Linked DNA regions of Homo sapiens: region 2 is linked to region 1. The links are chromatin contacts, found by Hi-C or POLR2A ChIA-PET in ENCODE. All regions are on one chromosome and are shown on one strand. Each heading gives the region's core, a stretch centred on a gene start or an enhancer-like site at or near the end of the contact. The rest is flanking DNA. Distances are from core to core; before and after follow the strand shown. Region 1 holds the start of DDX41 (DEAD-box helicase 41). Region 2 holds the start of RACK1 (receptor for activated C kinase 1).

Region 1 (3,282 bases), core at 476-2,975:
CTTCTTCAGGCCTCTCAGGATGGCTATGAAAACCAACCGACATCGTCTTCATGACTCACAGGTACTTTCTCAGAGCCCCAAAGCCTGTAAAACTGGCACTACCCCTACAAGTTGCAGATGATGAAACTGAGGCTCAGAGAGAGAGAGAGAGAGTGGAAAAAAAAAAAGAAAAAAAGAGACTTGTCCAAGGCCCACAGGCTAGGTGCAGCCAGGATTTGTACCCAGTGTCTATGCCCAATGGCACTTTCCTCCTGAAGCTTTGTAACAGCAGAGAACAATGAACACGTACAGCTGAGGCAACAAGGAACCTAAAGAAACTCCTCCTCAAATCCCTCCAGCCCCAGTGACTGGATCCAATGCAGATGTGGCTGAGCTCAGTGGGAGCCAGGACATAACCTCACAGGCATTTGATTATAAAAGTGTGGTATCTCTCTCCAGCCCCTGACTACCTGCAGGAAACTTCATTTCCTTGAAGCTCTTGATGGGTGGTGGGATACCGTCTCCCTCCACCAGGATGTGGTATTTCTTCCGCACGCGCTCATGTCGCTCTTCAGACATGCTCAGAACATAACGGGGTGGAGTCCAGCTGTGGATGGGTAACAGGGATCAAGAGAGCCCTGGGAATAGCTGGCCTGGGAGCATCCCTGCATGTACCATCCTAAGCAAGGGCAACTGCAGACTGTACAGACATACCTGGTTTTGATGGGGTCATCATACGTAATGCCCTTAGCCATCTCCTTCACTGACATCAATGCTGAAGAGAGAGACATGGCTCAGGGCTGGCTCCTGCTTCTGAGAAGCCAGATCCCTTGAGATATAACATGCCTGGGGCTGGGAGGAGAAGACTCAGTCCACCTTCTCACTATCCTGGCTACAACCATACCTCGGCCCTCGGCAACACTCTCCAGGATCTTCTCTTCTTCCTTCAGCTGCTTCTCCTTGGCAGACTCTTTGCGCGCTGAGAAAAGAAGTGGAAGATGTCAGACAGATACCAAAACGGTGTACCAGGCTCAGCTTCTTCTTTCTCGCCCAGGCAGTGCTGCCCAGCCCACCTTCAGCCTTCTCTTTAAGGTGCTGGTGCTGATCCAGGAGGCTGACGTTGGACTGAGGGCCTAGCGGGATGTCGTCCTCATCTCCCCGGGGTTCACTACCGCTGTCCTGCTGCTCTTCCTCCGCAGCTCCCTTGCGTCTTCGCTGCAGCAGCTTCTGGAGCTGAGGTTCCACCCGGGATCCACAGATAGGATGGGCATGGAGTCCACAAGGTCAGCGTCAGGATCCTGGCTTTGGGGCGAGGATCCTGTGCCCGAGGCGCAAAGCTGCCCTACCCCTCAGATCAAGCCGTCGGTCCCTCGTTTGTCTGGGGGCCGCGCCCTGGTGTACTGAAGCTCACTCCTCAGACTGCCCTCCTCCCCACGGAGGCCGAGGCCACGCCCGCCCCCTGCGACCCCGCGGTCACGGCCCCATCCCTCCCCGGACGCGTGCCCCTCACCAGTAGCTGCCGGCGCTGCCGTAACGGCACATAGGGCACGTAGTCCTCGTCGTCCTCATCTTCCGCCTCGGAGCGGCTTCCTCCGGCAGGCACCTCGTCGGTGCGAGCCCGCTGCAAGCACACGCCAGTCAGGCACGGCCTGCTCCCCTCTTCACGCCCGCTCCCACACGCGCGGGGTCTCGCCTCTCTCCTACCTTCCGTTCGGGTTCCGACTCCTCCATTCTTTGCTGCACGCATGCGCGCCACGGCGAAACCCCGCCTCATCCTTGCGTGAGACCCAATCCGATGTGAAGAGGCGAACGACGGCGCGTAGGAACGACCTCGGAGTTCCGGATCGCGCAGAGGGACAAATTTGTTCCGGAGATACTATCGCACGGCGAGGCATGGACGCTTTCATGGGTGGTTACGCGACAGTTGCCAGGACCGAGGGCGAAACCGGCTGCAAGGCATTGTGGGACATTGGAGGACTTGGAATATGCGCTAGAAGGCTCAATCCAAGCCCATTGGAAGAGGAAGACGTACGCAGCGGAGACAGCTGATCCGGAGTCGGGGCGGCCTGCCAGGTGCCCAACCTCTCCCAGAGCATGGCGTCTTGGGCACGCCCCTGCCGGCGGACAGTGCGTCCTCTAGGGCCGGGAGCTGCGGGCCGAGTTCGCGTGGGCCCTGCGCTTTCATCCCTGCCGGGGACGCCGGGGTTGCGGGATAAACCGCTCGACACACCCTGCCTCCCTGACTGCGCCTGTGTGACACATACGTTCACTGGTGGGGCACGCATCAGATACGGATGGCAGTGGTTTTGAAGTGGGAGGCCCTGTATAAATGTAAACGGTTATTACTGTAAATGCTCTAACAGAGCTGCCTGGGGGGCGCTTCCAGGGAAGCGTGGCAATCTCAGGCCGGGAGAGGAGAGGCGTCCTGGGCCAGGGCGCTGCAGGAATACAGGTCTGGCGATGTGCAAGTACACAGATTCACCAGGCAACAGCATTGCGGCAAGGGTGGGATGGGGAAGCCAGACCTAAGGCCAGAAAAGGAGATTGCGACCAGAGCATGCCTGCTGTGACTGTCAGAGTAAGTGGTTTCAACTTTATTAGAGACTTCTAAGGAATGACTTGGTCAGCTCTGTGCTTTCTTGCCTTCAAGAGTGTGTGCTGGGCGCTGGCACTGCGCTCAAGCAGATGATAATCAAGACACATACCTGGTGTGCGAGGAGCTTATGTAGATTGAGACTAGAAATATAGACAGATAACTGGTCTTAAAGAGAAAGATCCTAAGACAAGGTACCGCTTTTCGAAGTGTCATAGTTTTCACAGTACAATGGCCTCTTAGCTGGGATGTGAAGGATACACAGGAATTCATGAAGTCTTCTTTAGTAAAGAAAGCTTAGGCTGGGCACAGTGGCTCATTCCTGTAATCCCAGCTCTCTGGGAGGCCAAGGCAGGAGGATCGCTTGAAGCCAGGAGTTCAAGACCAGCTTGGACAACATAGCAAGACCCCATCTCTATAAAAAAAATAAGCTGGTGCTTACTGCCAGTCCCATGGTGGGTCTCAACCTGGGAGGGATGGAGGAGGACATGGTTTCTGGTCCTGCTCACAACACCCAAATACATGGCAATCTCAGGCCGGGAGAGGAGAGGCGTCCTGGGCCAGGGCGCTGCAGGAATACAGGTCTGGCGATGTGCAAGTACACAGATTCACTAGGCAACAGCATTGCGGCAAGGGTGGGATGGGGAAGCCAGACCTAAGGCCAGAAAAGGAGATTGCGACCAGAGCATGCCTGCTGTGACTGTCAGAGT
Region 2 (3,282 bases), core at 370-2,869, 3.7 Mb after region 1:
CTGTGGAATTCCATAGTTGGTCTCATCCCTGGTCAGTTTCCACATGATGATGGTCTTATCTAAAGGAGGTAAAACAGAAGAAAAATCAGTGAGGAACCCGCAGCCCGTTTAACACACTGGATAATTCACTAAGTGTCAAGGTCATGAGTGGGTTAACAACAACTAAGGACGCTTAAGGAGGGATGGAAACAACAGACAAGAGCAGTTACAGACCAGGACTGAGTGGCTCTATTCCAGACTAAAAACGCACGTAGAGGTAAACTGTACCCTGATAACTTTTTTTTTTCTTGAGATGGAGTCTCGCTCTGTCGCCCAGGCTGGAGTGCAGTGGCATGATCTCGGCTCACTCCAAACTCCACCTCCCGTGTTCAAGCAATTCTCCCGCCTCAGCCTCCCAAGTAGCTGGGATTACTTGGCCAGCTGGCACCTGCCAGCACGTCTGGCTAATTTTTTAACTAGAGATGCGGTTTCACCATTGGCCAGGCTAGTCTCTAACTCCTGATCTCAAGTGATCCACTCGCCTCTGCCTTCCAAAGTGCTGGGATTATAGGCGTGAGCCACCGCGCCCAGCCTGTATCCTGAGAACTTAATTTAGGTGCCAGAAATACAGACACCCTTTCCTGAAACTCAGACGAACTCAACAGCCACTTTGTGTCTTCTCTGCAACCAAATGCACAGCAGTTTGTGGCTGTAGAGTAGCTGGGGCCTCCTATGCCTACCTCTGAGGGCCGACAGAAATGTAGTAATGAATGCTGGAAAAGCCACTTCAGGCGCTACAGGATTGGATGCTTTTACTGAAACCTGTCCCACTCAACAAATTTTACGATTAACAGCCAGACATGATTCAAAAGTCAGACAATTCTTAACAGTGTAGCAGCAAAGCGGAAGCACAAGAAGCGTCTAAACGCAGTCAGGAACACAGGGATAGGGACGGGGAGAACCAGGGGCAGAAAAAGTAGGCCGACACTTGAGCCACGAGGTCCTCTGGAGTCCACCTGCCTCCCCACGAGCCTTGGGCCGGGCGGCAGCTCAGAAACAGCCTCTGGATTTCAGCACCGACACTCAGATGGCATGTTGGGGTCATCACCGCCCCGCCCGGCCCGTAGGCCCCCGGCCACACTACGAAGGAGAAGGCAAAAGATATTTTAAAAGTTTCCAACTCTCCAACCCTCCTAGCAGCTGCGAGCTGATGTACACGTAGGTTCTCATCTGCAATGTGGTTCGCCCGGGTTGAGGCCTAGGCTCGGGTCCGCACGCCCCAATTCACAATGGGGCAGAGAAGTCTGTCAGTCCCCGCCAACTCGCGCGCCACCGGCCTGCCACACCACACGCGGAATTCCCTACACGACACGCGGAATCCCCCAGCCCTGCAATCTCGGGTCCTGAAATCTACCTTAGTCCGTACCTCGAGAGGCGGAGAGGATCATGTCCGGGAACTGCGGGGTAGTAGCGATCTGGGTTACCCAGCCGTTGTGGCCCTTGAGGGTGCCACGAAGGGTCATCTGCTCAGTCATGGCGGCGGCGAGAGCGTGTGTCGCTGCAGCGACGAGGATGGCACTGGATGGCTTAGAGAAACTAGCACCACAACCTCTCCTGCCGCCGCCTTGCAGTGAAAGAGAGAGAGAAAAGCCCCCCGCCGGAACCGGAAATACCCGCTCGACCATGCAAAATGGCGAGCCCCATGATACATTTCTGCTCAAGATGGCGGCGCCATGTAATGCAAAAGGCAGAGGGAAATTGCAAGGCATCACAGTCCCGTCTTCCGTACAACAAAATCTGACTGCACTTTACAAATACACTCTGAAACAAGCACATTCAAGTGTTTAAAAAGGCTTCTCAGGGATGATGTAGAGCGAGAAGCGAAAGAGGTGAAGTGTACGGCACATTCCCATGAGGACCGCCGGGCTGCTTCCCCGCCCCTATGTGGCATAGCTCGAGCTCCGCCTGTTCCACTTGGTGCGGGGAGGGTTGACGGGGCAACCCCAGGGGAGCTTAATTTTCATTTCACTATCGTGGGTAACGATGGGCAATTTAAAAAGTAGAGTATTAAAATGTTAAAAATAAACTTTAAAACTGTGCTTCCGGAGGGTGTTCTCCCCTCACGAGGTTTTTGTTCTGATGCACACCAACTCCGGAAGGACTTAGTCCAGGCTGGACTAAGGCAGGAGAGGGTTACTCTGGATGAACTAAGAATTGGTCTCTTTTTCCCGGGCGCGGTGGCTCATGCCTGTAATCCTACCACTTTGAGAGGCCGAGGCGGGTGGATCACTTAAGGTCAGGAGTTCAAGACTAGCCTGGCCAACATGATGCAACCTCTTTCCAAATAAATAAATAAAAAAAATTAAAATTAGCCAGGCGTGGTGGGGGGTGCCTGTAATCCCAGTTACTCGGGAGGCTGAGGCAGGAGAATCCCTTGAACCTGAGAGGCGGAGGTTGCAGTGAACCGAGATCGCGCCACTGCACTCCAGCCTGGGCAGCAGAGCGAGACTCCGACTCAAATAAATAAATACATACATACAATAAAATAATAAAGTAAAAATTGCCCTGTGTGTTGCTAGACTGCCAATCCGTTCCTGCCTAGGCCAGAACACGGGAAGCTCTCGCAGAAACGGAAATGCCCAAAGGAGGACCTTAAGGTTCTGACTTCTGGGGACATCTAGTGGAAAGCTCTCTCTGGGCCCAGCCAGCGTACACAAAAGCCCAGGGGTCTGGGGGTCCAACTGTGCCCTGAAGGACGTGCCCAGACAGGGAAGCGGTGGAACACGGATACCTAACTGTCCTTCTGCCTTCCGCTCGACCGCAGGAATTTAAATAAGTAATGGCTCCCATTCTCACCCATCTCTGACTATAAGAGACAGTGTTGGCACCATGTCTATTCAAGTAGTTTTAAACAGGGGCACAGATCAGGATGATAGCAGCCACCAACATCTATGCAAAATAAAGGGGGCATTATACCTAAGTATATACTTTTCTATTTGTGACATCTATCAACTTTCGTTTCTCATCTGTGAAATGAGATTGGAAATAATATTAGTATCTACATTACATGGTGGTGTGGAAAGTGAAGAAGCAAATGTAAAGCGCCCTGAACAAGGCAGAGTAAATGTTGTGAAACTTAGCACCTCTTGGGTGCCAGGCCTTATTTTAGGTCTTGGGGACACAGCTGTGAACAAGACAGAGGGGGGACCCTGGTTTGTTTTATTTGCAGTTTACTTCCTACGGTATGCGAAGAGGGGAGAACATTGGAACAGAGACACGGAGAGAGCCCTGCGGGTATATGGG

The links. Hi-C counts contacts between places; a loop is a spot of excess contacts on that map. ChIA-PET counts read pairs that join two places held with the same protein, here RNA polymerase II (POLR2A). Pooled maps may share reads with other maps.
Region 2: a map with no recorded cell type shows a loop between it and region 1 (3-fold over the local background). The contact joins the promoter of RACK1 here to the promoter of DDX41 in region 1. A Hi-C loop is called at or near these places in 1 of 37 single-sample maps with no recorded cell type and 1 of 50 pooled maps. POLR2A ChIA-PET finds 5 or more read pairs at or near these places in 1 of 52 experiments (activated CD8-positive, alpha-beta memory T cell).

What each region holds. Positions count from the first base shown.
Region 1 is chr5:177,515,236-177,518,517 of GRCh38, forward strand. DDX41 (DEAD-box helicase 41) reads right to left here and starts at 1,726. Exons shown (of 17, transcript NM_016222.4): 1 at 1,684-1,726; 2 at 1,490-1,600; 3 at 1,053-1,212; 4 at 884-958; 5 at 694-754; 6 at 450-586; 7 at 1-23. The coding sequence starts at 1,710. RefSeq lists enhancers at 968-1,792, 1,821-2,090.
Region 2 is chr5:181,242,287-181,245,568 of GRCh38, forward strand. RACK1 (receptor for activated C kinase 1) reads right to left here and starts at 1,620. Exons shown (of 8, transcript NM_006098.5): 1 at 1,406-1,620; 2 at 1-59. The coding sequence starts at 1,514. It overlaps SNORD95 (small nucleolar RNA, C/D box 95), which reads right to left and starts at 1,090; the gene lies at 1,028-1,090. RefSeq lists enhancers at 1,415-1,474, 1,575-1,714, 1,795-1,864, 3,190-3,282.